3 separate regions of the Mus musculus genome follow, and all the other regions are linked to region 3. The links are chromatin loops, found by intact Hi-C in ENCODE. Cell type or tissue: left cerebral cortex. All regions are shown on one strand. Region 1 has its middle 30 kb from the start of Gm14169. Region 2 holds the start of Dlgap4 (DLG associated protein 4). Region 3 holds the start of Gm34111 (a long non-coding RNA gene).

Region 1 (8,000 bases), 120 kb after region 3:
GTTTGGTACAAGTGGTTTGGTTGGGAGAAAGGAAATCAGGAAAGGGAGGGAAGCTACTGTGTAAGCCTCTTGGGTGGGTGGGTGGGGCTCTGGTGTCCTGGAGACCCCAGGCCTTGTGCACTTAGGCAAAACTGGGCAGAGCCACAGACACTGAGCCAAACACATGGTGAGGACCAACGGGGTGGCTGTGGAGTAGAACTCAGTTGCTCTCCCATGAGTGACTTGTCAGTTATTCTTCGGCTCTGTGTGTGTGTGTGTGTGTGTGTGTGTGTGTGTGTGTGTGTGTGCAGGTGTTCCTGCAAGTGCGTGGTTTGACAGTCAGGTTTGATGCAGTCGGACTCTCTGTGTTCAAAGTCAATCACTTGGAGACTCTTTGGGCTCTAGGGATTATTTGTGCAACTCTTGTAAGAAGCTGCAGGTCTGGGTGAGAGTTTGGAAGCCACTGTCCAGCATAGAGGTAATGAGGACCCCACATGTCCTGGAAATCTTTTACCCTAGTCTACTTAAAGTAGGCTGCAGGCTCTAGGCCCTCTGGTCTCTAAAGTATCAAAGCTTCCCGAGTGACAAGAGCAAAGAACATTCTAGGGTCCCCAAGGCTGTGTCCCACTGGGAAGCCTAAAAGTGTCTACAGCTGTTGTGGTATCCACTCCCTGAGCCCAGCCTCCTCCTCACCTCTTAGCAGCCGTCTCTGAACAGAGGCTGTATAGCTCCCTATGCTGCCTAAGGACCAGTTCTGCATAGCAGGGTGGACAGCCACACACAGCAATGACAAAGATGATGTTGATTGACACTTGAGTGCTTCCCAAGATGGACAATAGAATCTAATGTTTGCTTAGCACTGTGTAGCTTCTCAAATGCTGCCCCAGACAGTAAGATTTAGCAAGTGCTACTAAGTGACTCCTGGTCACAGAAATAAACAAGACGGACATTGTCCCTGCCCTCAGGGAGTCCATGTTCTAGTAAGAAAGATTAGAAAAGCTGGGCCGTGTTGGCAGTGCTCAGGAGGCAGAGGCAGGCAGATCTCTGAGTTCGAGGCCAGCTTGGTCTACAGAGGGAGCTCCAGGACAGTCAGGACTGCACAGAGAAACCCTGTCTTGCAGAAGAAAAAAAAGGCTAGTAGGAGCAAGAGTTTCGTCAGTGTGTGAGGGGAAGTAGTGGGTTCAGGGAGCACCAGCCAAGCATATGGCCTAGGCTTTCAGAGAAACTGCCCTCTGCCTTCGCTAGCGCTCTGGTGCTGACAAGGCTGAGTGAAGCTCCCGCTATTTTCCAACAGTCAGCAGGAGGTCAGGGCAGCGACTCTGCTTTTTCCTCTGTGTGTGCACACAATGTGAGGGGCAGAAGTGGGACCCTCTGACACGGCTGACTGGAACTGAGGCTCTCCTCCTGGGGTTTGTGGTGGTTTTTAATAGGAATGAACCCCATCGACTCATGTGTTTGAATTCTTGGCCCATGGGGAGTGGCACTATTAGGAGGCGTGGCCTTATTGGAGGAGGTGTGGCCTCATTAAAGGAAGTATGTCACTATGGAGATGGACTTTGAGATTTTATATATATATAATATATATGTATATATGTATATATACACACATATATACATATGTATATACACACATATACATATGTATACATATACACATATATACATATATGTATACATATGTGTGTGTGTGTGTGTGTGTGTGTGTGTGTAACTGTAGGTCGGCCCCTTAAAGCTCTTATAAAGTTAGTCTTTATAAGAGGTACCCTGATGATGGTGTCTCTTCACAGCACTAAAACCCTAAGTAAGACAGGGTTCACCAGGCTTTCAGCCTGCGCCTGGCCAACACTTCCCATGACAAGTCCTTGTGCATCTGTCTTCATTGTCCCCCTCATACCCGAGTGCCCACCTTGCTTTGTTCCTTTGTACAGCCTAACCCCCTCGAGGAACCACTGTTCAATAGTAACTGTCATGGCGACAGGGGAGGTATCAGGAAAACACACATGGCTGCGGAGACAACTCAGCCAGCAGAGTGCCTGCTGTGTATGCCTGAAGGCCTGAGTTCAGCCTCCAGAACCGACGCAAAATCAGCTGGGCGTGGTGGTGCATGCTGTCATCCTAGTGCTGGGGAGGCAGAGACAGGCAGAGTCCTGGCCAGCCTAGCCTAGTGTGCTCCAAGCCTATGGAAGACCCTGGTAAACAGCAAGGTGGTGGTTCTAGAGGAATGGCACCTGAGGTTGATCTCTGACCTATACATGCATGTGCACATACATGAGCACATACATGTATCCACACAACCCACACACACATACATAAATATAGAAAAAAGAAACCATCATGACCTTTCACATTAAGTGACCCCCTCTGACCCTTCAAGGCCAGCAGGCACACTGACCCCTTCTGCAGGGAAAGGCTTAAATCCACTTTGGCTCCAGGGCCTGGGCACAGTGGCACTCCTGACACCACAGTGGACCTTGCACTCATAGCCTGCAGCTCCAGCACTTAACCTCTAGCCCACAGAAGCCTCTGCTGCAGCGAGATTCCTGGACTCAGGCCTTGGTCAGTTGCTTCCTCTCTGCCTGTCCTCAGGGCAGCATGAATGAACTGGCTCATGAATATGCAGGCCCAGCGCTGAGTGCTCTTGGCTAAATAGGATCACAATGCGGGATAAATTAAGCATCAGGATAAATGCATTAAAAATAACAGTCGGAGGAACATGCTGTTCACGGAGGGGTCTGGAGGGGGGAGGGGGCAGTGGGGGAAGCTCCACTGGGCGCTGCCAGCCAGCCACTCCCAGCCACCCCCAGATGAAGTTCCCTTCCGTGGGGGAGGACCCTCCCCATCCCCGCTCCGTTCCTATGGAGACACGGAGTGAGTTTAGGAGGGAAAACCGCCTGGAGATGAGTGATACGGGGAGGGACTAAGAATAGCAGCCAAGGATGGGCTGGAGCTGGGGACCAGTGCCCATTGGGTCTTTTCCCGGATATAGACTGGAGGGGGACTGACACTGTCTGTCATTGGCACCCAGAGAGACGGAGTTGGAAGAGAGCCACTTCTGACCAGATGAAGGGTCAAATCCTGTTGGTGTCCTTGGGTGAGAGCAGTTATAGGCACAGAGGGTTTCCATAGTGTCCACCAAGGGAAGATGGTACCTGCCATCTCTTTACTGGTGGGGACAGGGACACTCAGAGGTTCATGGTCACCCACCCAGAGCTGCACAGCTGGCACTGGCTCAACAGCTTGACTTTAAGCCTGTCTGAACTGCATTCCCAGCTACTATGTCACAGCTCAGCTGCATGCCACCGTCTGCTGGGGACTGTCCTACACACATTCTGCAGAACCACACTGCAAGCACTTACACCAGTCACACGGGGCTCCTAGGGGAGTGAGCTTCGCTGGATGCAGACAGTGGCACCCAGCTGCGTCTCTCCGTTCGGACAGCGTGGGTTCCAGTTTAGACCAGAGGAGAAGTTTTGGGAAGCCAAGAAGGGCTCAAAAGATTGAAAGCCTTAGTAGAACCACAGTGGCTCTAGGTGACAATTGCAGGCTCTGAACCCAGCTCTGCCACCTGCTGGCTGAGACCCGAGGCTAATGACTTTTCCCCTCTACCTCTCCATCTGTGAGATGGACCGTCTGCCTCTTGAGACTGAAAGCGAGGGACATCCGGGCACACCAGTACCCACACATATGTTGGAAACTGCTAAGTGTTGACTATTAATATTATTTTTTTAAGATTTATTTATTTATTATATGTAAGTACACTGTAGCTGTCTTCAGACACTTCAGAAGAGGGAGTTAGATCTCCTTACAGATGTTTGTGAGCCACCATGTGGTTGCTGGGATCTGAACTTAGGACTTTCAGAAGAGCAGTCGGGTGCTCTTACACGTTGAGCCATCTCACTAGCCCCGACTATTAACATTCTTGTTGTTTGACCTCACTTAGGGGCCATGCTCTCTCTCCATGAACACCCCTGGCCGAAGGAGGCAAGGGTGCCTGTCTTTCAGTCCCTATCCTAAGTCCCTCTATCTCCCGTAATGAATGGTGGGAAGCTACTCTGTCTCCATGGTCACACCTGGGCTCAAGCTCCTCCCATCTCTCCCAACAGCCTAGAGCAGAGTCGGGAAGGAAAGAGGCCAGGAGAGAGAACCCTTCTGAATCAAGCCATAGAGGGCAACCTGGCTGGGGAGCAGAGCAGCTGTCCAAGGATGCCTCTGTAGGTGGGAGGTAGAAAGAAGGAGGCTCCATCCTTGCTGCCATCCCTTCATCTCAGGAGGACTGGCTGGATGACTCCAGAGGGGATGAGCAAACAAAAGAATGCCAGGAGGAACACAGTCAAAGAGACAGAAGTGCCAAAGTCTGGTTAACACAGGGCCTGTCTCTAGCCAGCGTCTGGCACTGTTTGGCCTCTTTGTCTATATACCTGTGTACAGTCATTGGCGCTGGGGCTGCCCTGAGCCCTGCTGCTCAGGGCAAGAATGGAGGGTGGCTCAGGGAACCTGTGAAGGGAGAGAGCCAGAGAGAGACTGTGTGTGGTGACAGCTGCCAGAAGCCTTGCTCTCTCAGTTCCAATGCTGTCACAGACACTTCTGGCAGACCTCAGGGAAGGTCATCTGTAGAAAAGTTCCTTAATCCAGTGTGTCAGGGGCACAGAGCCTACGGAGAGGAGTGAGCGAGAAACAGAGATGCTTCTCCAACCACTTTCATTCACGAGCTATTTATACTTGTGCAAAATGAGAAATCTAGTTCCCAACAAGGAGAGTGGTTACGCCAGGGTAAACACACCCCACAACACTGCAACTGATAAGGTACTGCCGGGAGTGCCGACCTACTGGCACGTAGCACATTCATAGTCAAAGTCTTATGAAGCCTGCATAGTGCAGTCCTGCTACATGAGCCTGCATACATACACACGCCCACGCGCACACATGCACACATGCACACACACACACACACACACACACCCATGCCCACTCCCATACCCTTGGGTACATCACAGCAGAATAATTAACCACATCTTGGTATTAAGTTTGGAGAAATGAGCCTGGTGGTAGTGGTATTGCACACCTTTAATCCCAGCACTCTGTAGGCAGAGGCAGGGAAATCTCTGAGTTCCAGGCCAGCCTGGTCTACACAGCAAGTTCCAGGATAGCCAGAGCTACACAGAGAAACCCTGTCTCAATAAAATAAAATAAAATAAAATAAAATAAAATAAAATAAAATAAAATAAAATAAAATTGCCAGGTGTGGTGGTGCACGCCTTTAATCCCAGCACTCGGGAGGCAGAGGCAGGTAGATTTCTGAGTTCGAGGCCAGCCTGGTCTACAGAGTGAGATCCAGGACAGCCAAGGCTATACAGAGAAACCCTGTCTCAAAAAAAAAAAATTAAATTAAAAAAAAAGATTTGGTGAAATATATGGGTTTTTCCTTATCTATTTTCTATTTTTTTTCCTTTTGAGACAGGGTCTCGATATGTTTTTTTTTAACCTCTGGTTGAACTCCTGGGCTTAAATAATCCTCCTGCCTCAGTCTCTCAAGTAGATGGGACTTACAGAACCTGGCTGATGTTTCTTTATTACATAATTATTCTATGGCCATCACAGAAAGGAAAGTAATAGAATTATGTGTTTTTAAATAGAAACCCGGGGCTGGGAATATGATGAATTCTCTTGCTTTGGAGGGTGGGGGCAGAGAGAAGATCACTGGGGCTTGCTGGCTCCACAGTAAGTATGAGACCTTGTCTAAGAGCCTAAGGTGGCGCATAGAGAGCAGAATGCCCCGTGTCCTCTGCATGCACAACTGCACACACGGGTACACACTACACAGGACCACACACACACACACACACACACACACACACTGGGGACAAGGGCCCTCTGACCCATAATTCAAATTCCAAGAAATTGTCCTAAGCAAAGATTTAGGACATACACTGCAATTTCCAGTGCTACAGATTGGTTGAACAGAGTGGCATAGTCACATGCCAGATGCCACACAGTCCCTGAAAGCCACGATGAAGAACTGCAATTGTTGACCAGGAACGATGCATGACTACAAGGGAAAGCAGGCATTAGAACATCATGTACGGAGTCCGCCCATCTCTATATGTGCTTGGTCCTGAGCCTGGAGATGCTCAGATGCCGATTCATTCAGCTCACTTACAGGAGTTTTTTTTTTTTTTTCTTTTTGCCTTCCTGTTTATTTTACCATAAGAATGTCTTAAAACAAAATTTCATAAGTTATTTTTAAGAAGAAAAAGAACCTACACTAAGAGGTCAGACCTTGGACAACAAAGGCAGGACCTGTACTCCTCCAGGCTGGGGGAGGCTGGAGCCTTTGGGGAGGGAGGGGGGGTCAGGGCTGCTGTGGTGGTGCCCTGTGCCCTGCGCCTGCGCCTGCTCCAGCTGAGGCAGCGCCCCTCCCCGCGGGCACTCTCTGCCATTCACCCTCTGGAATTAGCTTGCAGAGACCGTTTTTAGGAAGCCCGTGGGTGGCTGGAAGCAGCTTGCGAACAGAGCTGGAGGCCGTGAAGAGCTGCAGTGAGTGCCCAGGAAGGCGGGCAGAAAACAAGGGAAGCCACTGCTTTCCCAGGGTTTGATTTTTTTTCAAAAACAGCTCTCCAGAAAGTCCTTGTTTTAGCCTAAACACTTCCTCTCCCATCTCCCACACTTCCTCTGGGCCTCTAGAGAGAGGCTGTGTCTAAGCCTGTGAGACCAAGACCCTCAGTGCTTCATTCGACTTGCTGTGCAACCTTGCACCACTCACTCACCCTCTCTGAATCTCATTTTCCTCTTCTCTCAAATGGAACTGGAATGGATTCCAAGTTCTGTTCCCATCTGGAGGCCCCTTGGCTTCTAGGACCATCTTGGAAAGGTGACTGGACCAGATGTCTCCAAGGCCTCTGCACAGCCTTGAGATTCTGAGGTTTGTGCTTGGAGGTCTTAGTGTACAGTATGCTGGCGCGAGCTTCAGGGTTTGGTACACTGTGGCTGGAGAATGCTCTGACATTAAATTGCTAGGATTTGGAGCCATCCCTGGCGAAGCAGCTGCTCCCTGTGCCCGTCTGAGCTGTCTGAGCTGTCTGAGCTGGCCCCGATGCAGCCTGTAAACCCCAGCACTTGGGAGGTTAAGACAGGAGCACACAAAAAATTGAGACCAGCCTAGTCTTACCTTATTGAGTCTCTGTCTCCAAACAAACCAATTAAACTAGGTATAGTTGGTGTCTGCCCGTGAAGTTCAAGGCCCTCCTCGGCTAATTTGTGAATTCCAGCCAAGGAAAATAAACCAATCTGCCAAATAGTCAAAGACTACCTCTAGCTGAGCCTTGTCTTCATCAGGGGTTTAGGACTGTCCTTCCCAGTCAAGACATGGAACCCCAACCTCTCCCCTTCCCTGGAAAGTTCAGGCTTCAGGCAGCTTCTCAAAGTAGACACAAAAGTGACAAGCCACCAGCTCACCATGCTGGGCCCCACCATCTGTTTACTGAGGAGCAGGGGCTCTAAGGAAACGTTTATGGTTGCCTTCCAGAAGGGCAGAGGGTCTCAGAGGTGTAACAGGTGCCAAGCTTCCACGTGATAGAGCCAAACCTTGGGCCAGGCACGATGCTCCAGGGGGCTCCGAGCTTTGCTGTCAGTCCCCAGGTCCTAGCAAGCCATGGGCAGGGACGGCCGTGGGAAGAGGGGGTAGTCATTCCATGAAAGGGGTCCCCAGAACAAGGTGTGTGGCTCCGGGAGGTGTGTGCCTGTCTGTGTGGGGCTTGGATGTGGTGCCGCCTGGGTCTGCCTATGAGTTCTGGGGTGTCTCTCTGAAGCAGTCGAGGGAGGCAGATGGAGGCTGTGCCAGGGAACCTGCAAGAAGAAATGGTGTAGAAAGCTGTGCTCCCTTGCGACTCTTCCCTTGCTCTTGTGTTAGTTGTGTGGGCCTTCAAGGTCCCAGGGCCCTGCACTGGGTGAGCTAACCTCCAGTCCCCACAGCTGTCTTGTGCTGCGCGCCCCGCGTCCCCCCTCCCAGCTCAGGGCTGGATCCT
Region 2 (8,000 bases), 93 kb after region 3:
CACTCAGGAGGCCACCTCTCTGATTAAGACGCAGGCTGCCTTCCTGGCTTTATGAATGCCTGTGGGGTCCTTGGCCGGCAGTGTCCTGCTCCTTCATGCTCAATTCACTCACATCCCTGAGGCCCCCCAAGCCCAGAGCAGCACATGTTCTTGGGGACAGGTTTCCAGCACCCGGCAGCACGGGTCCCCAGGACAGGAAGAGCAGCAGGTCACGTACCAGATCTCCTCTGATTTGATTCTCTGCACCACCCCCGCCCCCCAGCACTAAGCACTGAGTGGAGCAGGAAACACTAGTGGCCCAAAGAAGGAATGGCAGGCAAGAAACTAGTAGCTAGCAGACTCCCCACTCCCATAAATGCAACAAGAGGTAGCTAGGTAGGCAACTGATCTGAACCCACGAAGTGATGCAGAAACAGGTACCCAACCACGGGGCCACAGGAATGCCCAAAGATGCTGGACCTACCCACGGACACACTGGGATTTTAGAGGCCACAGACCTATAACTTCCACAAGTCTGCCAAGTGCCTCTGGGTGTACAGAGCCAGCTGGAGCCAGAGGAACCCATAAGGACAGTCATGTGGGCAACTGGACCTGACCAAGTATCCTCTGTGCCCATCCTCCACTTGGAATGCCCCAGTTCACACTCACCCATTCATTCAAACCAAAAATAAATAAATAAATAAATAATAAATAAACAAGAGCAAGTTCCCTCAGCCAGTCAAGACCCGTCCTCAGCACAAGGAGGCTAATGGGAAGGTGTGTCGCCGCCCCTCCCATGTCAGTCACAGCACAGAGGTCTTGGGGCTGTGGAGATGTTGACAGGGACACAGTGGCCTGGGCACGGAGGAGGCTTTTTTCCAAAGGCAATGTTCAGGATGAGGCCAGGCTGATGAGTTAAGTAGGTGATGTGGGTGGGGACTTGGGGGAGGGGGTATGGGCAGAGGACCCAGTATGCTCAAAGACCCTGAGGCTAAATGCAACCTGAACACAGTCCAGGAACTGAAAGCAGGCCAGGGAGACCAGAGCCAAAGTGAGAGAAGATGGGGAGCAAGATGCAGCTGAGAGGTAGCTGCTGCGGGGAGGGGGCTGGGCTTCAGGCTGGGAACTATGGACCAACTATATGCTTTCCAAAAACAGAAAATCAGAATTAAAATTTTTTCATTCCCATTTCGGAATGTTTAAATGAAAATATACTAAAGTCCACTGGAGTTCGGGAACGCTATTTTTAAAATTTATTTTATTTTATTTTTCAAATCAATGAGTACTCATCAATTACAGTTGTAGGGGAGGGGCGAGACCCTGCTCTCTGCTGGGTAAAGGGCAGCGGACAATATCCCTCAGTGTGTAGGTACGCTGGCATTTATGAAGCCAGATGCCTGTGAGCCACAAAATCCTAACAAGATGCCAGTGGGTGCCCCGATACACTAGATACGTCACTGAGTCCTCTGAAAGCTCCCAAGTACACGTTCCACCCTCAGCCCCTGAGTGCTGCGCAGCCTTCCTTCAAAACAGCAAGTTCGGCTGCCAAGCAGCCGTGCGCCGGCCCGGGGCACAGCCCTCAAACCTGCAGCTCATCTCTGGCTGACACCAGCAGGATAGTCCTGGGTACCGGGTTCTGTAAGTCAGTCATCAGGCCCTGCCTACCCCACACTTTCTCTTGACTCGGGGCCCTGCCCACCTACCTCTCCAGTGCCCAGCCTAGCTCCACCTGGCCTAAATGGACGAGGGCTTCGCGGACACCACTCACAGGCACACCGGGCATTGCCCAGCTTCCGGAGAACCCACACACTCTATCCCACCCCAACCCCAATACAGACACAGGCACACACGCCTGCCCCACGTGCACAGACAGCATCGTCAGAAGCTACTGGGAACATACTCGGAGCTTGTTGAGCAGTCGCTGAAGCCCAGCTGAGGGGGAGGATGGCCCCCCAACCCGAGCCTCGGCTATCAGCCCGGAAGCCAGCTCTGCGGCCCCACCCAGTCCCGCTGTCCTTAACAGTCTGGCTCAGGCCCCTCGGACCACCCTTGGCCCAGGCAGCCCACAGTTTTCTATACCAGAGGAAGGGGAGAGAGGTAGCCACCTGAGGGAAGAATTCCACAGACTCCTCCAACAGGCATTCTGACATGGTCCTGTCTGGTGAAGCCACAGAGGCAGAGGGACCGGACCCTCCCCCACCGCACAGGAGGTGCCAAGAGTAGAGGCGGGGCAGTCCAGCCTCCTTAGGGCTGGGGACTGCAGCCCCCTCCCCCTCTGCATTTTCTACTTCCAAGCAGGTGGAGGTGCTGGGACATTCCCCCCCCCCCCATCAGCACAGTCCTCCAAGCGTAAGGTTCCCCATCCTTTGGGTATCTCCGCCACAACTGGCCTTCACCCACCCACCTACCCACCACCCTTCCCCCATTTCATTTTCCCCCACAACATCAACAGTCGGTGACAGCCCTTTCCGCAACACAGGCAGCATAGAAGAACGCGAGAAAGGAGATGGATGAAGGGCTGGATGGGGAATCCGACAAGGCAAGCTCTGCCCAAGGAGGCCCAGGGACCATCACTTGCCCAGGTAGCACATGTCCCCTCCCAGCAGGCCCTGCACATCTGGACCCAGCTGGCCTCCGCAGCCACCTGGTCTATCCTCCACCCGCTCTGTACGCGAACCCCCGTTCCCGCGGGGCGCCGCACGTGGGGGCCTCCCGTGGCCATGTGAGCGGCCCCCCCACAGCCCAGGTGCCAGGGTCGCTCGGCCCCTCCCGGGCAGACGAGCGCTCCGGGGGCGATGCGGCGCGGGGTCGCCCGCCCCCTCCCCGGATGCCCGGTCCCGGGGAGATCCCGGGAAGGGAGTACGAGCGTGCGGCAGGCTGAAGGCAAGGAAGCCCCGGCCGCCCGGACACGCGGCTGGGAGGGGGCTGCCGCTGCCAGCCGCCTGCGGATGGAGGGCCGGGAACCGCTCCTGCGCCCCGGCCAGGGAAGGGCCGACAGCATCGGAGGGGCCGGCCCGCGTCGGTCCCCAGGCCCGGGCGCCACTGCCCGTCAGAGGATCCGGGAGACCCCGTCGCTGAGCGCATCTGTCCCGGGGTCTGCCCGCGGCTGGGGGCTGCCCCCGATCTAGCCTCGGAGGAGGGTCTTGACGCGTGCCACCCCCGCGCGCTCACCTGCGCCCTGCGCTCGACCGCCTCGGTCCACTCGGCCTCTGCGCTGCGCCCGCTCCGCTCGCTCGCTCGTTCCGCTCGCTCTAAGCTTCGCTCGCCTAGGCCCCGGCCCCGGCCCCGGCCCGCGGGCGCCCCATGCCTCTCCTCCGGCCGGCGCGGCGCCCCAGATGCGGCTGCGGGAGGAGGAGCCGCGCGGCCCCGGCTCCCCGAGAGCGGCGGGGAGGGGGCGGGGGGCGGGGAGACGCGCGCGGGGGAGGGGGCCGCGCGGCTGCGCCCAAAACCAGGCGCGGATCAGGCCGGGGGCCCGGGGCTGCGGGGGACCGCGGGGGCCGCTCGGGGCCCGGCGCGCCACCCCCGCCGCCCGCCCGGGGAAGGGAAGGGGAGGGGAGGGGCACCGCGGCTGCGGACGCTGGGTGTGTAGCGGAAAGAGCGCTTGGGAATCTGCGACCGATCGTCCAGAGAGGGCAGACTACCGGAGCGAGGTTACACAGCGCTGGCCGCGGTGGCGCGCGAACTTGGAAACCTGGGTTATTGAGTGGGTCGGCAGGAAGGTGTTTTGGCTGCGTTCACTGTGGGGTAGGAAAACTGAGGCACGGGAAAGATGCGGCTGGTCTGGGTCTCGCTGCGGGAGTCAGGCTTCTTCTCACCCCTCTTTCTCCCGTTAGGGTTCTTGCCTCTAGGATCGGGTGCCCCCTCCCGGTGACCCGCTTCCTGGAGAACCCTTGTTTTGGGCAGCAGTACCTGGCTGGCTAACGCATCTCTGGAATTCGTGGCCGGGCACCTGTCCTCCCTCTCACGGGGGCTCTGTGATCACGGACCATAGTCCGTGCTTCTCCCTGAGCTCGTTTTTCTACCCGCACAATCGGGACCACATAAGCATCTACCTCCTTAAGAAACCGAAGAGATAAAGAATAGAGGTAAGCTCTTCGTACTGGATCATGGCATTCAATAGGTGTCAAATGGATGTGCCTCCTCCCCTGGCTCCCACACAGCTGTCCCTGGAGAATACTAGGTATGCAACTGAGGCTCCTCCAGGCCTCTTTCTTCTCTTCCACTGCCTGCCCACCCTCCTCACATCTCTACCCCACTATTCTAGTCCTAGCCTCTCCTCTTGCCTGAGCCTGCAATGCCCTCCCACCATCTCTCAGTGACAAACTCCTACTCATCCCTCAAGACCCAGAGCAATTTCATGTACCAGCTTCTCACACTACTGGCCCACCCATGCCTCCCTTCAAAAAAAAAAAAAAAAAAAAAAAAAAAAAACAACCAACCTTCCCTTTCTCCCAGGGTTTGTGCTGTTTGGACTCCCACCAACTACAGCTACTGGCCCAGAGGAGATCTGCCATGACCCATGCTGCAGGAATTGGCTTCCTGGCTAAGATAGGCAGAGGAAAGGTCAGTTTGGAGTCCTAGAGGAGGGTGAAGGGCAGGAGAGGAGGGACTGTAGGTTCAGGCAGCTGTCACTGGAGAGGAACAAGGTCCCTTCCCTTGGGTAGCTAAGAAGACCTCTATGGATTCGGAAGCCTCTGGCAGGGCTGAACAGTGGCCTTGCACTGTGTAGCTGGCTAAAATGAGCAGGTGTCGACCGGCCTCAGAAAAGGGTTTCAGGGCCTTGTTCACCGAGGCTTTACAGCAGCACTGACTATAAGTGAAAAGCTGATCACAGTCTAAACAGCCGTTTGTCTGGAGCCGGGTAAAACAGTGACCACAGAAGGCTGTCCCCATGCCACAAGCCTCAAACATCTGTTAGGACGGGTCACAGAGCCACACTTGGCTTGTGAGGACTCAGAGATGGATTTCATGACTTGTGAGCTTCACCTGAATTCAATATGATCTTTAAAATAATAATAACATTAACAATAATAATAATAATAATATGTAATTGGATTTTTAAAAAAGCAAGTTGCAGCTGGAAGAATCGGACACATAGTTGGAAAACAGACAACATAAGGCTATGCATTATTTGGGGACACTGGCATATGTAATATAAGAATACACACAGGAGTGATGAATAGCAGATTTTGACAAGTAGTGGCCCCGAGGACAGGTGATGGGAGTGTGGTAGAGGCTTCAGTGTCCCTGAAACAGTGTGCAGTCTCAAGTGCCTGTTGTGCTGTTATCTAGACATTTGTAAACCAGATACATTTATATTGTGATAATACTTCTTGTTACAAGTCAGGCAGTGTCTAGGAAGGGAACAGGGAGTGGATGCGATACTGGTTCTTGAGCAGGGTTGTGGCGTGGACAGTGACTGGGAGAGACAGGAAAGGCCAGAGAGGCTGCTGGGGCTGTGCAGGGAAGAGGTGGGAAGGGGAAGACTGGAAAGAGGAGAGAGACTGAGAGAAAGAAACCACAGGCATGCTTGCAGAGGTAGGGGTCACAAGCCCACATGGCCACAGACAGGGCCTGCACAGGGCGTGAGTTCGAGTTACAGGGGTCTGCTACCCTCTGCACCAGCAAACTGTCACCCTAAAAAAGATGTCCCTATGAGGCCATGTCTTCTGGTTTTGCTGAGAGAAGCTAGCAATTCGGACATTTTAATTCATCTTTAGTTAATATACAAAATAATGGGCTCATGATGACATTAAACATTATCTCTCTGTACCTCCCCTCCTCCACCCCTCCCCTTGCCAGCCTCCTACTTCCTCTCCTTTCTGCTTTCATGTCACATACATATAATGTGCATATATTTAAATGTAGATTCTGCGTATTTGAGAAAACACACACTGTTTGTCTCCTCGAGGCTGCTCTATTTTCTCACCACAATAATCCCCGGGTCCATCCATTTCCCTGCAAAGAACATGATTTCACTGTCCTTGTGACTGAATGAAACTCTACTGTGTATATGCCACCATCACACACACACACATACACATATATATGCATACATACATATATACATTATATATGCATACATACACACACATAATTTAGACTGTTTGAAAATGTAAACATTTCCTTTAAATGATAAAAAGTGAGTTAGAACATATTTACTACTGTGGGATTGAGCCATGCAGGACTCTCCAAGTTCCTTGGTTTAGGCGGGGCTCCCAGGCAGGAAATGAAGGGACAATGACACCGAATTTTCCTTTCTGTGAGGTTAAAGAGCAGAAGTCTAGGCAGGCTTCCTGAAGGAGGTGACAAGGAGTGACACAGGGAGATGCCTCCAGCTGAGAAAACAGAAAACACAAAGTCAGTGTTGGGCTAGGTGAGAGAAAGCATCAGGAGGTTCACAAAGGGTAAACATGTGGTAGGCATGATGCCTGTGCTTCTTAGCTACTGGGGTCGTGAATCAAGGCCATGACCATTTGTCACTGTATGCCCACAGACCGGCAAAAATGACTAGGACAATCGCAAAAGTTAGCGAAGATGAAGCTCAGAGGCAGCCCTGACATCCTATTGGAAGGAGGGGGAGCTAGACCACCCACAGGATCCACCAATCTCACTGCTGCTCCACATACAGCATCCCTTCAGTTCCCAAGCAGGCCCCCTCAGCAGGACCCTGGAGTCTGAATGCCTACTAAGTTCCTAAGGAAGCTACCCTGTAGGTCCCCACGCTACAGTGAGTGGAGGTGGGAGATGCCCAGGAAGGTGCACAGAGACCTTTTGCAATGCAGAAGACCTGAAGGCAGTCCAATTAGCAACCGCAGGGAGGGTAAATCAATGAACAAGTGAACAGTGATATAGACGCCGCGGCCGTAGAACAACGGGATCAGGATCACACCCAACATAAACAGATTCCAATCAACAGTCACTGGACAAAAGCCCGCACAAGGTGGTAGCTGTGAGCATACAGTAACAAGCAGGAGCAAAGGCATGTCATCTTGATACTCATACATACAGTGACACTGAGAATGAGGTGGACCAGGGAGAAGCTCACTTAATACGGTGTGTTCATTCTAAACCTATGCCCGCACCAATGCTGAAGGGCACCGTGGAGGCAGGGTTGTTAGCTCCGAGTGTCTGAGATACTAAAAAAAAAAGGGGGGGGGGGAGGAGGAGAGGGCTGGGGAAGCCCAGTTGGTAAAGCGCCTGCTGTCTGAGCATCAGGACATCAGCTCGGGTCTCCAGAATCCATGTAAAAAGTGGGAGAGGGGAGCAAGGATGGGGGATCCCAGAAGCTTGTTGGCTGGCCAGCCTAGCCAAGTTGATGAGCTTTAGGTCCAGGGAGAGACCTTGTCTCAAGAAAGGAACATGGAGACTGACTAAGGAAAGACCTCTGGCCAGACACACATTCATAGGCATATGCACTAGCACCCACATGTGCATGAGCACTCCACACACAAACCACATATCTCCTGTCTCTCTCTTTCCCTCCCTCCTGCCCTCCTCCCCCCTCAATACAACATCAACAACAATGACAACAGGACCCCGGGGAGAACGCTCAGATGAAGAGCTTGCCACATGAATTGAGGACTGGAGTTCTGATGCCCAGAACTCATGCAAACCAGGTGAGGTGCTGTGAGTCTGTAATCCTGGCACTCCACAGCCAGATGGGAGGTGAAGACAGGGGGCTTAGGCACCAGCTAGTCCTTCGATCGCAGACGGTGACGAGAGAGCCTGTCTCAAGCAAGCAGACGCTGAGGGCAAATACGTCGAGTTTATAATTAAAACACTTAAAATGGAAATTCATTTATATAATAAATGACTAAGTTTAAATCTGATATTTATTTGTGTATGTGTGCATGCGTGCGTGTGTATCCAAGAAGCTAGAAGAGGATGTTACGTGCCCTGGAGCTAAAGTCACAGGTTCTAAGTACCCAGCATGGATGCTAGGAACTGAACTCTAGTCTTCTGGAAGAGTCACAAGCGCTTGCAACCATCACTCTAGACTCAGAATGTATTATCAAGAG
Region 3 (8,000 bases):
CTAACCGGGCAGCATGGCCTCGACAGCCCTGGGCTGGCTTAAGTATGCCTTTCCTTGTCTGCATTAGATGGAACAGCCTGGGTGACAAACAGCCTGGGTGTATCCTTTAGGCTAAATGCCTAGATGGTTTCTCACACAGTTGAGAAGGTGTTTGGAAAGGTTTGAGCCTGTGCTGCCATGGTAGCTATGAGACACACATGACCATGCCATTTAGGTTTAAATCAACTAGAATTGAATAAAGTTTGGTAGACATACTAGTCATATTTCACTGGGTCAAAAGCCACATGGGCAGGCATGGGTTGTAGACCATTAGCTATCACTGCAGGGAGTTCCACTGGACAATCTGTTAAGATAAAAATCAGGCCACATAGCATACCCAAAATACATCTACAGAGGACATTAAAGCATAATGTTACCTTTGAAAGCTGAAAACTAAGGAATTTTTGAGTCTCTGTGACTGCCCAGGGCAACAAGGTCTTGCTTTGGGTCCGCACCATAGGAACAGAGCTCTGAAGCAGACCGCCCAGGTTTCAACTGTGGGCCCATTGTCTCCCTTACAGTATGAATGTGGGCAAATCATCTACTCTGTGCCTCAGTTTTCCATCTATAAAATGGGGCTGATAACAGTATTAATTTCAAAGTGCCATCAAAACTAAATGAGGGCTGGGTATAGTTGCCCATCTCGGAGCTTGGGATGTAGAGGCAGGGGGATCAGGATCTTAAGGCTGCATAGGAAGGTTAAGGCCAGTCTGGGATATGAGACCCTGTCTCCAAACAAAACCAAGATCACACAAGTGAACTCATCACCTGGTCACAACGGAGTCCAGGAAAGACTCACTGGTCACACACACCTGATAATGCAGGAAGCTGTGTGCAATGAACAAGTACTTATAAATGTTTGTGCAGACACCTCCCAAACTGATAGGAGGTGTCAGGTAGTCCGTGTGCGTCTCCCTGAGGGCTTCCTATGCACAGGTGCTTCTGTGCTTGTTAATGTCAACATGTTTCCATACACCCATGGGAGCTGCAGGATAGAGATCTGCCTGGCCTACAGGGCACTCCTTACAGAGTAAACGCACCGTTCTGCAACATGGGGAGGGGCACAGCAATACCATGGTGGGAATTAGGAGACAGCCAGCACTAGCTTTGCCACCCTGTGTTCTGTGCCTTGGGAGACATGCCCACCCCTGACCAAGATGAAAGGCTGGGTTCTGGGTACATTTCTGTTGAGGTTTGGTCTGTTGCTGTGTATTGTAACCCCCCAGTAACTGTCGAAGCCAAAGAAAATAACCATGGTCTGAGTCTCATTCATTCCTAAGCTAGACAGGGGATGTGATGGTTTGAGTATGCTTGGTCCAGGGGGTGGCACTATTTGGAGGGGTAGTCTTGTTGGAGGAAGTGTGTCACTGTGGGCATGGGCTTTAAGACCCTCCTCCTAATCATGTGGGAGCCAGTCTTCTCTTTGCAGCCTTCAGATGAAGATGTAGACTCTCAGCTCCTCCTATACCATGCCTGCCTGGATGCTGCCATGATCCTGCCTGGATGATGGACTGAACCTCTGAATCTGTAAGCCAGCCCCAATTAAATGTTGTCTGTATGAGTTGCCTTGGTCATGGTGTCTGTTCACAGCAGTAAAACCCTAACTGAGATCGGGGGGGGGGGGTAAGTTTAAATTGGGTCAACTGCACATTTCCTGCCCCTTTTCTGGCCTTGGAGCTGAGAGGCGAGGGCCCACTCCAGGCACGGGTGTCCAGAAGAAGTATAATTCAGACAGACACAGAGACAGCCACAGCCACACTGGCATCACACTACCAACTTTTATAGAGTTAAAAGCTTCCATATTCACGCCAACACCCCACATCCTTAAAGGGTCACTGGGACTCTGGAAAGAGGAAAACCCAGGGACCTGAACCTGTTAGAGAATGTCTCCAAGCCTCTAACCTGTCTAAACAGAAGCCTTCCTGGTCTCACGCAGGGAGAGAGAGGCAGAGGGTGGGTGGGTGGTTCCTCAGGGAGACAGTCCATCACCATTCTCACTGCAAACCAGCTTGGGTGCGACAGACCAACCAGTTCCCCTGGCCTGACTCGGGGAGGCAGGAGACCTCATGGTTCTCCTCCACTGCCCTGCTTCTGCTCCACTGCCCTGCAGCGACTTCTTGTCCATCCACAGAGCCTCACTGTGCTTTCCAGTTGTAAGAACAAAGTAAGACACAGTGAAGCGATAGCTCAGGTCAGGACATGATGATGTCACCTCACCTCCATCCTCACGCGGGGATGGGGGTGGGCTGCTGGCTAACACAGCTCTGCTTGGACTGAACCCAGGCTGAGTACCTGGACCCCTCCTCTGAAGGCTTAGGACCCAGCCCTGTACTCTGGTTTGGGGATCAACACTGGCGAACATACTGACCTGTTGATCATGGCCAAACAACTGGGGGATCAGGGAAGCCTGTCCAAAAACCTGTAGGAGAGAGAGGGTGCAGTTTACAGGAGGGCCAGGCCTAGTGCAGGCTACTCAGGATGCTTCCTTACCCTGGATGGATTCTGTTTTGAAGGAGTTTTGCCTGGCTTCCTCAGGGACGGAAGCTCCTTCCAGGGCTGGCGGTATGGAGGACATGTCCTCTGCACCCTTCCTGACACACGGGTGCTTTGCCTACTTCTTTTCTCTTGGGCTGGCAGCCCAGTCAGAAACACAGGTCAGAGACGGTACCCAGGACCACCTTTTCCTGGACAGTAGGCAACTTTAGGGTCACCTATGGCAGCTTGAGACAGTCAACCTTTTAGGGGTAAAATTTTGGGGAAAGGAACCCTGGATTAGATGGGAACTTGGGCTGGAAAAGGAACAGTGGGTGAAGTCTGTGGGGGGACCCCCAACACGGCAGATTCCAGATGCCTTTCTGTATAAGGGCAAAGACATTCTGGGTACCTGGGGCAGGCAGGGATGGAGATAGAGTATGTGAAGGACAGCTATGGAGATGGAGGCACACAGAAGACCTGTGGAAAATGTAGTGAACAAGGGGAGAAAAGGGCAGAGAGGGAGCGAGGGAAGAAGGGAGGGTGGGAGAGAGAGAGACAGACAGAGAGAGAGAGAGAGACAGAGAGAGAAAAGAAGGAGGAGGAGGAGGAAGAGGAGGAAGGGAGGGAAGGAGACAGAGACACTGACTGACTGACTGACTGACTGACTGACTGACTGGAGGGGACAGACACAGTAAGACAGGAGAGAGCTGGTGAGATGGGTGAGCCTACACATGACACGTCTACTGAGAAAACACCTAATGAGCCTCTGCCTGCCCAGATGATGAACCTACAGGGAGCACGAGTGTGTAGGGAAACCCTGGCCTCAGGAGGAAGCATGGCACAGGCATCAGTGAGCTAATCTGATTCCAGGGACCAGGGAGTGGTAGGTTAACGGGGGCCTGGGAGCAGCATCAGGGACTGCTGTATGCAGGGTGACCAGGAAACGCCTCTCAGAGGGAACATCTGAGACGTGGAGGCAGCAGCTGAACAGAGCTCTGGACAGACAGCGATGCACCGCACCGATCCCTCTGTCCCCCCCAGTCACCCTCACCTGGCTGATACAGCTGGAGTCATTGAGGCTGTCACTGATGGGGTTGTAGTCGTCTTCCCAGCTGGGGCACTTGGAAGGCAGCAGCATGTCCACTGAATCCAAGCGGTCCAAACTCCTGGCAGGGAAAGGGGTAGACAGGGCTCAGCCTGGGAACCGAGGCCAGGATGGAGAAGACTGTCCAAGACTATTCAACTGCTGAGGGCAAGTGGAAGCGCTGCCAGCCTGGGCAAGGTGGGGGGCTCCAAGCAAAGGGAGAACTTCCACCTTTGGGAGACCTAATAAAATAAATCAGTGGCAGACAGCCTTCGCCTGTCATGCCCACTGTGGCCTCAAGGTGGCAGCATATGCTTGCATTTGCCTGTTTTAAACTGGAGGCCATGCAACCTAGTCAGCCGCTTACAAAACTGAAAATCAGAGGTAATTCCAGAGACTAGACAGAGGTGGGTTGAGGCCAATAGCCTTGGTATTTACTGGAAAATGCCCGAAGGTCCTCAGGGGCCACTGTGACATCCAGATACGGACCTGCTGCTTGCCCTGAGGACCTAGTTTCTCAGTCTTTCTCATATTACCTACCCCTGGACCTCCCCAGCCTTATTCTAGGTCAGTTTGGGCTCCTGATATAGGGCTTGGATTAGCCTCCAGCTTTCTGTAGAGTGCCTAGCGAGTCACCACCTCTTGCTCCCACTTCATGGTCCTTATTTACGGAATGGGGGTGACACATTGCTAGCCCTCGGGTAAGGACTTCAGGCTGCAGATGCAGGCCAAGCACAGTAGCCAGCAAGGCCAGGGTCAACGGACAGCAATCATTACCATTACTCTCACCTGTCATGAAGGGTAACGGACCCTGGGGCAACTCACCTATGCACATGGCTCCTGCGGCAGAATTTAGCTAAACCAGTTCCCCAAATTACCACTATGAGCAGGGCTTAACTGTAAGTGGGCTGTTTGGGAGACAAGTTGTTAGCAGGCAGGGCTAACCTAAGCATGAGAAAACTCTTATAGGGGGATAGTCACTAGGACTTGCATGAGAGCCGAGAAACAGGGTCCATCAGCAGGCCAGGGTTCTGCTAGGGTGGCCAAAGTGAAGGAAGGCGAGGCTCCCGAGACACAGGGCATGCAGTGTGAGGCTCACCTAAGGGACACAGCTGATCTAAGGTTAGGACTGCAAGTTCTGAGACCTTCCTCGGGTGGAAATACTGTCAGGACAGGCTCCCATTAAGTTAAAGTGGTGGCTTTTACAGGGTTCAACTCAAGGGGCGTGACGTACACGAAGGGGTGGGGCTCTAGCGGGGCTGTCATTCTAGACTGGAACTCACCGTCGAGGGTTGCTCTGCTCTCCCAGGGACTGCTGCGTAGCCCTCAGGTAGCTCTGACGCCGCGCTGCAGTCTTGGGTGAAGGTTTGGGGCTACCACCCCCAGACTCATCACTGTCTTCATCGCCCATGGCCTTGATATAGCTGCCACTGCGCATGCGCCGGCACGGGATGGGCCCCTCAGCGGTGCTATCCATGTCTCGAGGGGATAGCAGCGTGGTGCTCCACTCTCCCCCTCCGCCGGGCACCTGGAATATCCGAAGACAGGGATTCAGATGGGACCTAGCAGCCAGCCAGGTTTCCAGCCAGTCACTCAGAGAATAGAGTCTCGCAGACCCCTCCATTTTCACTTTGAGCCTTCTCTGCTGGCTTTTTGTCCTTGATCACCCAGCATCAGCAAGCCCTGGGCCAGGAAGATTACCTGAGTTCTAGAGGCCTCTTTGTCACAGCTTGAGTGCCTGGCCTTACCCAAGTCCATTTCCTTTCAAGCTGGGTTCGTTCCAGCCAAACTCCCCACTCCTGTGATCACTGTGGTTTCTCTGCAGCTACACTTACCCGGCACTCCTTGTGCCCCATCTCCTCTCATGACACTCCAGGGGATGGAACAGGAGCCCATAGTGAGAGGGTTCCAAAGGAAAGAACTCTCCCACAAACAGACCCCAAGATCTGGAACCTGAGCCTGGATCTACAATGGCCATTAGAGGTCCCTGGATGGGGATCAGAGACCCCCCCTAGTACATCAACGTGTTGCCCCAGAATCCACGATCTTTGTTCTAGACCCATCCGTGACAGAGGGGAGTGCTGTGCACAGCTGGTCATCCTGTTCCAAGTGGCTCTTCCACGTCTGTCACTGTCAGCTGCTCTGGGGTAGTAGGATGTGCAGTCTACACTCCCGTCTCTCGACTCACTCTTGGATACATGGTCACGTTGGGCACATCGTGGCATTTACATGCTTCAGAAGCTGGACCCATGTCCTGTGTGCATCTCAGCACACTGGAGCAGGCACACGCCTGGCCTGCTCTCCCATGCTCTTCAGCAGGCACTCCCAGCATGCTTCACACCTTCTCAAGGACACACTAGGGGCCTCATCATACCCTTCCAACAGAGATGACCCACGTGGAATGCCCCTGCGCCGCCACTGCGCCTGGGCACTAACACTACGTCATAAGACTGCCACCACACAGGGGGAAGCTGCTCTCTTCCCAAAGAATGCAGGTCTGCAGGTTTCTGGGCACACAAGCCCTCCATCGGGGATTCAAGCACATACTCCCTGATCAGTATGACGGGATGGTACCACACCCTTCTTGTACCTTTGATACTTGTGGCTACCTCCTGTTGAGGACCTACTCCTCAAACTCAGCCTTCCCTCACACCCCAGCCGACCAGCTAGTCACCAGGACCTATGACTTCTCCCTCCCAGGTCACCAGCTGGTCCATCCCTCAGCGAAGGGGACCCTGAGCATCTCTGCTCAGACCTTGTGGCCAGCCCACTGCTCACTCTATTCAGCAGGCAGCACAAGCCCCCAGAGCCCAGAGTCCTCTCCTGGTGTCTGGAAAGCATTTCCTACATCAGACCCAGCCACACTGAGTGGAGAGAGTGCAGGCCACACACTTCCCTTAAATGTCTAAACTAAGGTAGCAAACAGGCAGCCACAAAACCGCTCAATAGATTTAAAAGGTGGCCTCAATTTCAATTTCCTGCTACTGCAAAAACATGCTCTTCCCCCACGGTGTCACTGTCCCTGGCATTTTATATAGAAGGACAAGAATGTGAGCTTTGTGGCACCTTGGAGTTCATCTTTTCATAATGCATCTGATGTGATTTCTGCACACCAGCCAGGCCCATGCTTGCACACACTGTGGACAAAGTGCTCACTACTTACAAGAGCAACCCCTTCCATGTGTGACCTGTTCCTGTCGTTTCTACCACTGGGCTCCATCTACCCCCCCCCCCTGCCGCCATGGAGAACCCTGCCCTACCTCACTGTGCAGCGGCAATGCTGAAGCCAAGCCTTCAGCTACTCTTGGGTAGCAAAGCTTTACCTTATGAATTCCTCAGGACAAGCCTCCCTCTACCCCCATATACCAGGCCTTGGGACTGGTGGCCTCACACTGACCCCCCGTCTGTTCCTGGCCTGCAAGACTGTGGTGTGCTTATTTCTAGCCGTGGTGACTTCAGTACCCATGTGTCCATCTACCCTTTCTGAGCACTTCCTCCCCGCCAGACCCTGTCCTGGGCATTGGGTGGACATATGGCTGTATCCGCTGTGGTCTGAGTCCTTGAAGAGAATCCAGTCTCATGGGAGTGGCAGGAAGATGACCATTAGAATGTCATGTGTTGGTCCAGTGAGGGGTAGGGATGGCATAGCTTCTAGATCTGTCATCTAAAGGGCAGGGACATAGTTCAGTCTCTCTGGGACTGGGTTCCTGGGGGCCTAATTAATACACCTGCTGATAACATTGTGAGGACAGATATCCTCTTACTAACAGGCCCCCGACCTCTGATTCCACAGTTGAGCAAAGTAACGTTCAACATAAAGCCATCTCACCAGTGAATCTGTGCTCCAGCTGGGACTCCAAACCATAGCCACCCTGTCCTGCCCTCACCCTGCCTACCCCACCCCCACCCTGCCTATCCCACCCCCACCCTGCCTGCCCCACCCTCACCCACCTGCCCCACCCCCACCCTGTCTGCCCCCCCCTGCCTACCCTCCCGCCCCGCCTATCCCCCCCACTGTTTGCCCCCCCTCACCTGCCCCATCCCCACCCTGCCTACCCCTCCCTCACCCTGCCTACCCCACCTATCCCACCCCCACCCTGTCTGCCCCACCCTCACCCTTACCTGCCCCATCCCCACCCTGCCTACCCCACCCTCACCCTACTTGCCCCATCCCCACCCTGCCTGCCCCACTCCCACCCTGTCTGCCCCATCCTCACCCTACCTGCCCCACCCCGACACTGCCTGCCCCACCATCACCCCTACCTGCAGGTAATGGTAGGCCAAACCCTGGTGGCAGGATTTGGACTTGAGCAGGCTCTTATCCAAAGTGGCTGAGGTCTTCTGGCAGACCTCATGGGCATGACTGAGGGTCAGAGTGGACCAGGAACCACGTTTGACATAG

What was found. Peaks named below come from ENCODE experiments on the same cell type or tissue, not always from the same donor. Only the 100,000 strongest peaks of a DNase experiment are listed, where the experiment ranks them.
Region 1: a loop joins it to region 3, with 6 times the contacts of the local background. A loop is called at or near these places in 11 of 42 quality-filtered maps.
Region 2: it touches region 3 in a loop (4-fold over the local background); 15 of 42 quality-filtered maps call a loop at or near these places.

The regions. Positions count from the first base shown.
Region 1 is chr2:156,579,881-156,587,880 of GRCm38, reverse strand. No RefSeq gene overlaps it. Among named protein-coding and RNA genes, the nearest start is that of Gm14169, 30 kb to the left of the region's middle. In left cerebral cortex, CTCF peaks have their summits at 3,549 (motif pointing left) and 6,382; DNase peaks (open chromatin) are centred at 4,790, 6,476, 6,978, 7,707 and 5 more places; H3K27ac peaks cover 2,971 bases.
Region 2 is chr2:156,609,009-156,617,008 of GRCm38, reverse strand. Dlgap4 (DLG associated protein 4) reads right to left here and starts at 3,312. Exons shown (of 13, transcript NM_146128.6): 1 at 3,151-3,312. Gm14169 (predicted gene 14169) reads left to right here and starts at 3,587. Exons shown (of 4, transcript NR_040372.1): 1 at 3,587-3,723; 2 at 3,813-4,064; 3 at 4,435-4,542; 4 at 5,782-7,811. In left cerebral cortex, CTCF peaks have their summits at 287 and 3,846 (motif pointing left); DNase peaks (open chromatin) are centred at 2,603, 3,376, 3,818, 4,222 and 4 more places; H3K4me3 peaks cover 3,401 bases; H3K27ac peaks cover 2,649 bases.
Region 3 is chr2:156,701,536-156,709,535 of GRCm38, reverse strand. It overlaps Dlgap4 (DLG associated protein 4), which reads right to left. Exons shown (of 13, transcript NM_146128.6): 3 at 7,862-8,000; 4 at 4,882-5,126; 5 at 3,566-3,680; 6 at 2,408-2,458. It overlaps Gm34111 (a long non-coding RNA gene), which reads left to right and starts at 1,535. Exons shown (of 2, transcript XR_375168.1): 1 at 1,535-1,566. In left cerebral cortex, a CTCF peak has its summit at 3,896 (motif pointing right); a DNase peak (open chromatin) is centred at 3,906.